Regions from separate parts of the Homo sapiens genome. Here region 1 is linked to region 2. A link is an interaction called in ENCODE POLR2A ChIA-PET data of the cell type or tissue named here. Cell type or tissue: IMR-90. All regions are shown on one strand. Links, peaks and the distances in the headings refer to the core of each region. The heading gives the core; the rest is flanking DNA. Region 1 has its middle 100 kb from the start of LINC02018. Region 2 overlaps LOC124905452 (a long non-coding RNA gene).

What was found. ChIA-PET counts read pairs that join two places held together with the same protein. Peaks named below come from ENCODE experiments on the same cell type or tissue, not always from the same donor. Only the 100,000 strongest peaks of a DNase experiment are listed, where the experiment ranks them.
Region 1: POLR2A ChIA-PET joins it to region 2 with 10 read pairs; 1 of 35 experiments calls an interaction of 5 or more read pairs at or near these places.

The regions. Positions count from the first base shown.
Region 1 is chr3:75,330,113-75,335,483 of GRCh38, forward strand. It overlaps the pseudogene MYLKP1. Among named protein-coding and RNA genes, the nearest start is that of LINC02018, 100 kb to the right of the region's middle. RefSeq lists an enhancer at 1,092-1,593. In IMR-90, for the core only: no CTCF peak of the experiment used is centred there; a DNase peak (open chromatin) is centred at 2,879.
Region 2 is chr3:75,385,661-75,391,031 of GRCh38, forward strand. LOC124905452 (a long non-coding RNA gene) reads right to left here. Exons shown (of 3, transcript XR_007095964.1): 2 at 1,147-1,224. It also overlaps the pseudogene EVA1CP5. Among named protein-coding and RNA genes, the nearest start is that of LINC02018, 47 kb to the right of the region's middle. In IMR-90, for the core only: no CTCF peak of the experiment used is centred there; a DNase peak (open chromatin) is centred at 3,031; H3K27ac peaks cover 297 bases.

The sequences.
Region 1 (5,371 bases), core at 93-5,092, 56 kb before region 2:
TCACCCTTTATTTTCTCAGCTCTTATTTAAAAAGAAGAAACAAAGAATCTCTGGACAACAGCCAAGGCAGGCATCCAGAAGTAGGAATACTTTTCTGTAAGTATATAATATAATCAATCAATCGATCAGCTAATAAAAGGGGAAGGAGAAAGGCTAACACTGCTAGGGACTGTGATGGAGCAGCTCGGTCTAGACAGATAGGCCCTGGTGGTGGGCCTGCTCAGTGACCCTGACTCTGACTCCATGATCCCTTAACAGGGAGGTAGTTCCTTTCCCTCTCCTTCTCAGGAATGGAAGCACCCTCAACCCCCCACTCATTGATAATGCTCTCAGATCAGAAGTTTTTGTGTTAAAAACCCAACAAGTGTTTTCCTACATGAGTGGCCCTTTCTCTTCTTCCTTCAGGTGGGGAGGGCTCTGGATTCTTCCTGTCCATAAACCTGGTCAGTCTCCTGCTGGTGCACAGAGGCTCAGGCCCTCTGCTCAGGGGAGGGGCTGTACCCTGCCTGGCTGCAGTGCAGTGGATTTGCAGCAGATTGTCCCTCCAACCCCATAAGGCTGCCACCTGCTAGCATTTCTGAGCTCTGACCAGCCAAGAAGGTTCTGCTCAGGCTAGGGGAAGGGGTGGGGGCAAGTCTGCAAGCCAGAGGTGACTAGTGATGGTTATAACAACTGCATTTCATACAGCACCCTCCAGCTTTCATGACACCCACACACAGTTCTTTCTTGATATCTACAGCATGCCAGAGAGGCATAGAGTACTGCCATGCCCAATTTAAAGATAAGGAAAGGGGGCTCTGGGGTGGGACCCTCAGGGTCTCTGACAACAGTGCTCCCACTCATGCCCCTGGATGTGGCTGTCTCACTAGCACTCAGACCCAATAGCAGATGTGCCAAGCTCTGTGACAGATTCTTTACATGAAACATCTCATTTAATCTTAGAACAGCTCTGTGAGATTAGAGTCAGCACTGTTTTTATAAGGTAAGAAAAATGAGGCTTATAAAGGTAAAGTAGTCCAGGTGCAGTGGTTCACGCCTGTAATCCCAGCACTTTGGGAGGCTGAAGTGGGAGGATTGCTTGAGTTCACGAGTTTGACACCAGCCTGGGCAACATAGCAAGACCTCACCTCTATTAAAAAATAATAATACTAAAGGTCAAGGTTAAGTAATTTGCCTAAACTCACAGAGCGTGCTAGTGGAGGGAGGGGTTGGGACCTGTGACGCTATGACCTTTGCACCCCACCCTACTGTGCTTATCAGTACAAATCTGGTCTGGGACATGTGTGTGTCCATGCACGTATGTAGATATCAACCATACACATGATGCACACATATACTGGTCTAGCTGGTGGGCACCTGCCCCTGGAGGTCTGTGTTTGGGAATATGTGCACATATGAGTTACACCCACCTGGACAGGCATCTGAGCATGTGTTCTTGTACGTTCTGCTGGCGTGTGTGGGTCTCCACCTCACTCTGCCTGGCCTCCCTCCCAGTGGATGGACACTGGCAGCCCATGGCCTGGCCCAGGATTCTCAGGGGCTCTGGGGTGCTGCTCACCATTGGGTGCTGGCACCCATTTGAAGCAAGGAGAAGCCAATCATTGCTATCCTCCAGCCTCCCCTCGCCTGCTGGGCTCCCCTCTCCTGCTGAGCTCCCCTCCTTTGTCCTTCTCCCCAGTGCCCTCGTGCTGTCCCAGGCTGTGCTGGTGCAGGTGCCTTCCTGACTGCCTTAGCTCTTTCACTTCTCTCACCACCCTGGCCATGCATCCCATAGCCTGTCCCCTCCCAGCCACCCTCCTCAATGCTCAGGCTCTCAGAGGGCACAGATTCAAGGTGCAGGGAGTCTCAAGTCTGGAGAATTTTGAGTTCAGGGTGTTCCTTTGCTCAACAAACAGCAGTTAGAAACCTCATGGGTGCCAGGCCCTGGGAAGACTAAGAGGTCCTCAGCGTGCCCCGAGTTCTCAACACTCAGAAAGGCTTATGGGCTTTGGGTGAGCTTGTAGAATAACCATGTGAGGTCACCCTGCTTCTGCCAGGCTGCTGGCCAGTGTCAGGCCACTCTTTTCCTACTTTTAAGCACAGCCTTGTGGTGCCTGGATTGACATGGAGCAGGAAGATGAGATGCCCAAGGGCTGTGTTTGCCTGGCAGTCCTTTCAGCATCTCCTCAGCAGAGTTTCCTCCTGTCACCAGTAGAACACAGCCCAGATGCAAACATCAGGAGCAGACACTGCCCAGATGGCTGCTTTACCCCAGCTGAACTCCTGAGAGGCTTTGGTGGTGGCCAGCCCTGTGCACCAAGCTGGAGTAAGCCGTCTCTCCCCATGGGGGAAGCAGATGAGGGCTTCTTTCACTTTCCATGACCTGTGCTCAAGGTGGGGAGCACAGACTCAGATAAGCTTCTCAAGGGCTCCTGACCAATCTACCCCCAGGCCTTACCCTGTGGCACCCAGCAGTCTAAGGGGTCAGAGGAAGGTGGAGGACTTGGTACCAAGGCTGACCCATTAGGTGGAACATCCGGTGGTGAGGGTGATCTAGTGGTAACCATTCCTACAGCCATACACTTAAATCTCTGCTGGGCCTTAAAGACAAACCATGGGTTCATTTGCAGCCTACAAAGTTCATAGTGGCCTCCTGCCTGGGACCCACATGTCAGATCACCTAAGCTGCTGGAACAGGGTCTTGGGGCCATCTTTGACATCTGCACATACCTAGTTACAAAATCAGGGCTGGGACTGAAGATGAGGCCCCATCCCAGGAGCTGCCACAGAGCATATGGGGCTATCATCCTATATACTGAAACTTTCACAAATAAACAGAGTCCTTTTGCCTCGGCTTACTAAGCCCTGAATAAGAGTCCCACTCTTTGATTACAAAGCCTTGGATCCTGTCCCACCCTGAATCATCGACCTCTTGGATGGTTTTATATGGAAAAATCAGTTTAAAGAACTAATTTCCTGGCAAGTATCAAGTGTTTCAAGTATTCCAGCTGGAATTTTGACCTGACTTTTTGTCATTTCCCCTTTTGGCACAGTAGACAAGAGCTAGGAAGGGAAGAGAGGCAGAAACTACCCACCCATACCTGCCTCACAACCCTAGCAGGGACAAGCAGGATCTGCCCACCCCTCTGCCCTTGTACACCAGACCCCCGGCTCCCTCCCAGCCATCCAGTCGTTCCCCTCGAAAGGCACCCTGCTCTAGGTCTAGGTCACTGGAGGAGCGAGGTCTCTGGCAGGCCTGCCACGTACCCTCAGGAAACTCTACTGACTTGCTTCTTCTCAGGTGGGGACAAAGCCAAGGCCAGGGCAGTGGCCTCTGAAAGGAATGAAGAGGCTGGACTTTGGGGAAGAAAAAGAGGCAAAGGCTGCAGGCTGGAGGCTCTAGTGTGGTTTCCCAGGTCCTTCCAGTTCCCTGTGCACTTGGGAGAAACTCCCCATGCAGAGCCATAAGGAATGGAAGAGCATCTGATTTAAGTCAAAAGATGAGGGCTTGAACTTGGGCTCTGTTACTTGCCTTTGGGTGGCCACAAACAAGTCCATGACCCTGAGACCTCACTGTCCCCCGTTATTAAACAATGATGAGGCTAGATAACTTCTGAAACCCCTTCCAGCTGGGACAATCTAAATTTTTTTTTTTTTTGAGACGGAGTCTCGCTCTGTTGCCCAGGCTGGAGTGCAGTGGTGCGATCTCGGCTTACTACAAGCTCCACCTCCCAGGTTCAGGCCATTCTCCTGCCTCAGCCTCCCGAGTTGCTGGGACTACAGGCACCTGCAAGCACACCCAGCTAATTTTTTGTATTTTTAGTAGAGACTGGGTTTCACCATGTTAGCCAGGGTGGTCTTGATCTCCTGACCTCATGATCCGCCAACCTTGGCCTCCCAAAGTGCTGGGATTACAGGCATGAGCCACCATGCCCGGCCGGGACAGTCTCAATTTTATGACTGTCCCCAGCTGGCCCCAGATAGTCTGCCTGCCGACCTCCTGGTGCACGCCTCCTCTCTGGCCTGGCAAACTTCCCACAGCCCTTTGCTTGGCTCTGCCCCCACCCCACCCTTTCTTGCTCAGCCTACTCAATAGCTAAGCCTTATCACATTTGCCAAGACTCAGCCTTCCTTCTCCATCAAAATCCCAAAACAAGCTCATCTCCTCTAGGATGTCTGGCTTGAGTAATGTAAGCATTATCTCAAAGTGCTACTCCTTCTATACGACAAGATCATCAGCACATATTTTTACACATCATCAGTTTCCATTCTTTGTACTGACCTATGGGGTAAGTGTGTACCTTCTCCCCATTTTGGAGGCAGAGTGGCCTTCCTGGTAATAACTAGTTCAAGCATAAGGCAAAGGCAGTTGATGCATTCTGAGTGTACTGCTAATAATAGTAGGGTGACCAGCAGCTCACAAGCATCCCATCACTTGACCGCAACAGACATGTCATTGAGCTCAGCTGAGATTAGCCTTGCCTAAATCAGCAGAACTTTCTAGGATACCCAAAGACTCCTAAGAAATAATAAAACTGCTTAAAAAATCTAGTTATTTTTAATAGTTATTAAGTATTGGGTTGGTTTGTTACGCAGCAAAAGATAACTGATACAGGTATAAAGCACATGGTCACAAAGGACCTAAGGGGATAGGGTACATATTAGGTTTTGCATTAGCCTTGGCATTTAGCTCTAGAGCCTATTTGTAGCTCAGAGCTGTGAATATGATGGCTCAGTATGGGGAGATGATAAAGTACAGGCAAGAAAGCCACTTGCAAAGTGGTCATGCACCCGGGCCAGGACAGGTCTAACCATCCTCAGGATGTGGCACCACCTCCTATTTGTAGGTTAGGTGCAGACAAATGCTCTTCTTCGATGCTTACACCAACCCCAGGACCCACAGAAGGCATTCTGTCCCCACCAATCCAGGGCTGGCATAGGATTTTAAGAGACAGAGCATTTTCAAGGTAAAAGAGCATTTCTGAATCACATTCATCTAATAAATAGCTACCCAGTGTGGACTATGGGCTCGCCACTGTTCTAGGCCTGGCAATGTAGCAGTGTGCCTCATGGAGCTGACCTTCCTGTGCAACCTAGCAAGACCTTGAAAAGGAGAGAAGAAGGTAATGGGGAAATGTAACCTCCCTGTGGTAGTTTTAAAATGTCTGCAAATTCTTCTCTCCAAGAGGCGGAACTGAATTTACCTCCCCTTGAGTATGGGCTGTACTTAGTGACTCACTTCTAACAAAGTCGGACGTGATGGCATGTGGCTTCCAACCGTAGGTCTTAAAAGACACTGCAAGCTCCGACCTGGGCTCCCTCTTTGATCACTAGCTCTGGGGAAGCCAGCTGCCATGCTATAAAGACACTCAAGCAGCCCCACGGAGAGGTC
Region 2 (5,371 bases), core at 254-5,253:
CACCCCTCCACCCCATTTACAAAAGCCAAGTGAAAACTAAGGAGGGGCCGGGTGCAGTGGTTCACACATGTAATCCCAGCAGTTTGGGAGGCTGAGGCGACGGGAACACCTGAGGTCAGGAGTTCGAGACCAGCCTGACTAACATGGTAAAATCCCATCTCTACTAAAAGCACAAAAATTAGCAAGGTGTGGTGGTGGACGCCTATAATCCCAGCTACTTAGGGGACTGAGGCAGGAGAATCACTTGAACCCAGAGGCAGAGGTTGCAGTGAGTGGAGATTGTGCCACTGCACTCCAGCCTGGGTGAGAAAAAGCAGAACTCCAAAGAAAAAGAAGAAAGAAAGGAAGAAAGAAAGAAAAGAAAGAAGAAAGAAAGAAAGAGAGAGAGAGAGAGGGAGGGAGGGAAAGAAAGAAAGAGAGAGAGAGAAAAAGAAAGAAAGAGAGGGAGAGAGGGAGAGAGGGAAGGAGGGAGGGAAAGAAAGAGAGACAGAAGAATAAAGAAAGAGAGACAGGGCAAGAAAGAAAGAAAGAAGGAGAAGAAGGAAGGAAGGAAGAAAACGGAGAGAGGGAGGGAGGGAGGGAGGAAGGGAGGGAGGAAGGAAACTAAGGAGGAAGGTGGCGTGTACAGAGGTACAGAGGCCCTCAGGTCCTAGCCGGCCCTGGGTGAGAAGAGTGAAACTCCGAAGCAAAAGAAAGGAAGGAAGGAAGGAAGGAAAGAAGGAAGGAAGGAAACTAAGGAGGAAGGTGGCGTGAACAGAGGTACAGAGGTCCTTAGGTGCTAGCCGGCACTGGTGCCTACGCAGCAGCTCCCAATGGGCTCAGCTTTGCAAAAAGCTCATTGTGTAACCCAGGAAGCCCAAATTTATTTCTGAGCAGATGTCTTTTCAAAGTGATTTTCCTTTTAGGAAGTGAGAGGAGAATGAAGGGGAGGTTTATCCTACTTCTGATGTTAAAAAAGTCAAAACAAAATAAATTGGTCTTCATTGCAACTATTGGCTAAAGCACTAATCATCACCAGGACCGGTACCTCAAACACACCTCCTGACAGCCCCTTCCATTCTAATCAAGGTGTGCCCAACTGTGGTCACCCAGGGGCTGTTTACCTTTACTTAAAAAGAAATGCTGGCAGTAAGCCATAAAAATTACCATATTCAGCATCTTTCTGCTTCAAAGGTTTTAGATTAACAATGGCTGGATCAATCACTTTGAGTATGTTCTTGGGAACTAAAAGCCAAAAAGAAATATTTTAAATACGTGGTATATTTTTAAAATGTGGACTCAATATATTTTTAAATGCAATGTAGATAAGATTTTAAAATCACTTTCCAAATCGGTGCAAGAGTCACTCACTCTTCCTGTTAGATACACATACTTACACACAACCCAATGCTATCCATGTGATCATCAAATCCTCCAGAGAGGTGGTTTTAGGCCCATTTTGCAATATTTAAAAAATGGAGAATAAAAACAAGATATGATATATCCATCCAGCAGAATACACCTCAGTAATAAAAAGGAGTGAAGGCTCGGCATGGTGGCTTACACCTGTAATCCCACCACTTTGGGAGGTCGAGGTGGACAGATTACTTGAGGTCAGGAGTTCGAGACCAGCCTGGCCAACATATTCGAAACCCCGTCTGTACTAAAAATACAAAGTGAGCTGGGCGTGGTGGCACACGGCTGTAATCCCAGCTACTTGGGAGGCTGAGGCAGGGAGAATTGCTTGAACCTGGGAGGCAGAGGTGGCAGTGAGCGAACATCGCACCACTGCATTCCAGTCTGGGTGACAGCGTGAGACTTCAACTCTAAAAAAAAAAAAGTGAAGTACTGATATGATACATGCTACAACATGGATGAACCTCTGAAATATTACATTCAGTTAAAGAAGTCAGCCATGCACACACACACAAAACCATCCATTGCATAATTCCATTTGTATGAAATATTCAGAAAAGGCAAATCTAGAGAGAAAGTAGATGCGTGGTTACCTGGGACCGGGGGGTTGGAAATGGGGCAGTGATGGCAAATGGGCATAAGGGAGCTTCGGGGGATTGTGAAAATGTTTTAAAACTGGAGGGTAGTGATGGTTGCACAACTCTAAATTTACTAAAAATCATTGTATTGTATTCACGTGTAATAGAATTTTAAGAAAAATAAACAACACCTCAATAGAGTGGTTAACTCTGGGCCAGGCATGGTGGCTCACGCCTGTAATCCTGGCACTTTGGGAGTCTGAGGCAGGTGGATCACTTGAGTCAGGAGTTCAAGACCAGCCTGGCCAACATGGTGAAACCCCGTCTCTACTAAAAAATACAAAAATTAGCCGGACGTGCTCACTTGAACCCAGGAAGTGGAGGTTGCAGTGAGCTGAGAGTGTGCCACTGCACTTCAGCCTGGGTGACAGAGCAAGACTCCATCTCAAAAAAAAAAAAAAAAAAAAGAAAAAAAAAATATATATATATATGGTGGTTAACTCTGAAGATGAGCTTCCCTGGACTTAGTAAAGCAAAATGACTGTGACCAACTCAAAATTCACCATCAAACTCTCCCAGCACCTGCTCTTCTGCTTTCTACCCCAAGCTCTTTGCCTCTGTGTTTCCATCGTAAATCTGGAAAGAATTCGAAGATTCTGTGCTAAAGTGATTTGCTAAATATTATCAGAAAGGACTACAGAAAGATGCAGAGAGGACGGCAGCGTGACCGACTCCTTTGAAGGTGGTTTAAGACTCTGCTGAACTGACCCTAAGAATAAGCCCTGGGATGTCAGAATCCCCAGGCAAAGCAGCTGGCAGATGACGGCACCCACTGAAACAGAGGGCAGAGCAAGAATTCTGCAGGCCAAGCACACTGCCACAGGCTGGGAGAAGGGAGTGGAAACTGAATATTCCTACTACATAAAATTGCTTATTTTTATTAGTTCCTCAGCCCAGCTGAGATCTTGGAGAAGTAGCAACAGGAAATGGAAAGAAAGTGAAAACAAACTGCAAATTCAACTGCACTGCTTTTTAAAAAAAGAACAAGTGAGACATCTTCAGCAGCAAGAAAACCTTTTTTCCTTTCTTGGAGGGCTTAACTAAATTCTTCTGGAGATGTCCCAGGATCAACAACCACAGGACATTCCTAGATTGTGAGTTTTCCATGTACAGGAGGCCCTGGTGCCTTCGTGCCCATCAGCAAGGGAGACTTCCCAGGGAGGCCCGGTGAAGTTGCTGGAGGTGGCTGATGATTTCCAGGGCCTCGAGGAATGTCCCTTGGCTGTCCTCAGGGCACACCACTGATCCTGGGACCATGGCAGCTTCGAAGAGCTGAGCTGAGCTGCTGCAAAATGCTTTCTGCTTTAATTACCTCTCATTCATTTCTGGGCCCTGAGAAGGATGCAGTAGCCTGGGAAGTGTCAGCTCTCCCTGCCAGGGGTGGTACTTCTTTCTCATGTCTGCCTCTTCGCTTGTTCTCAAACTGTGGCTTCAGGAGGGCCTTGGCTCTTGGCAAATGCCAGAGGCTTTATAGTTTGAGAAAGAATCAGAATTTTGAAGAGGAGCTCAGAGAGGAAGGTCATTCTAGGATGCACTTTGCAGAATAACCAGGCAGTGAAAAGGTGAAATTGGCTGTGTATGACACAGGCCACCGCAGGGAATGTGCCCCTCTACTATGTGAAATTGGCTCTGATATCCAGAGAATCTTTTAGGACCTTTAAAATCACCATTGTCAACACACTTGTCAGATTTTTGCATCTCCTTGTTTCAAACTGTTTTAGAATGAGGTCAGGGACAGGGGTGTGATTGATCACCTTCCTGCTCCACTTCAGATATGTTGGTGAAAACATTAGGAAGCACTCTTCATGGAGCTCCTACTGTGTGCAGGACACTGTTCTCAACAGTTTAAACCAGGGCCATCTTCCTCCTCATCAACACCTTTCCTCTCCCACTCAGCAGATTCACTGTCTCAGCCCCTAGTGTGCAGCTAGTGTGCATGCCCTAGTGTTCACCCTACAGGATGCTTCTCTTTGGAAGACTTAAAACACCACCCCCAAGCTAAAATAGGCCCCCTCCACTGCTATAGTCTTCTTCCCTTTTCTAAAATAGCATTTGTCACAATAGGGCATGCTGATGTGTCTGGCTATTTGGTTAATGCTTGCCTTTCTCCCTCAACTGTTCACCCCATGAAAACAGGACCGTGTCTTTTTTTTTTTTTTTTTTTTGAGACAGAGTTTCACCCTTCTCACCCAAGCTGAGTGCAGTGGTGAGATCTCAGCTCACTGCAACTCCGCCTACCAGGTTCAAGTGATTCTCCTTGTCACAGCCTCCCGAGTAGCTGGGATTACAGGCATGCCCCACCATGCCCAGATAATTTTGTATTTTCAGTAGAGACGGGGTTTCACCATGTTAGCCAGGATGGTCTCGATCTCCTGACCTCATGATCTGCCTGCCTCGGCCTCCCAAAGTGCTGGGATTACAGGCGTGAGCCACAACGCCCAGCATTAGTTTAGTTTTTTAGAGACAGGGTTTCACTCTGTTACCCAGGCTGGAGTGCAGTGGTGCAATCATAGCTCACTGCAGCCTTGAACTCTTGGGCTCAAACCTAGGCTCAAGGGATCCTCTCACCTCAGCTTCTCAAGTACCTGGGAATATATGAATGCACACCATGCCCAGCTTACATTTATTTGTTTAAAAGACAAGAAAGAGGCTACGCACAGTGGCTCACACCTGTAATCCCAGCATTTTGGGAGGGAGGCTGAGGCAGGAGGATCGCTTGGGCCCAGAAGTTGGAGACCAGCCTGGGAAACATAGCAAGGCCTCATCTCTAATTAAAAAAAAAAAAAAGCAAGAAAGATGATATGATACCAAATCAAATCATTTCCTTTACTAGGAAAAGGGCAAAAACAAGGCACGGTGTCAGTTAAGAATCCCTCTTTAGAGAAGCATGAAAAGTCTGCCCCAAATCTGGTAAATCCAGGAACAACTGACTATCAAGCTGATGGTGCATTCTAGGTTAGGATGATTTGGACCAGGTTGTACTTTGTTCCCAAAGAATTCAAGGAAAAGTTTGTTTGTTTAATCTGCTTAACATAGTAAAATCTTCCTTTGCAATGTCATACAAAGTTGGCATTACATGTGCACTGTTGAAGAAAACATAGTTAATTGTTTTTTTTAAAGAATGTACTCCAAAACCATTTAATTAGTAAAAATGTTTAATAATGATTTCTTTTTTGTTTTTTTTTTTTTTTTTTTTTTGGAGACGGAGTCTCGCTCTGTTGCCCAGGCTGGAGTGCAGTGGCGTGATCTCTGCTCACTGCAAGCTCCACCTCCCGGGTTCATGCCATTCTCCTGCCTCAGCCTCTGGAGTAGCTGGGACTACAGGAGCCCACCACCAC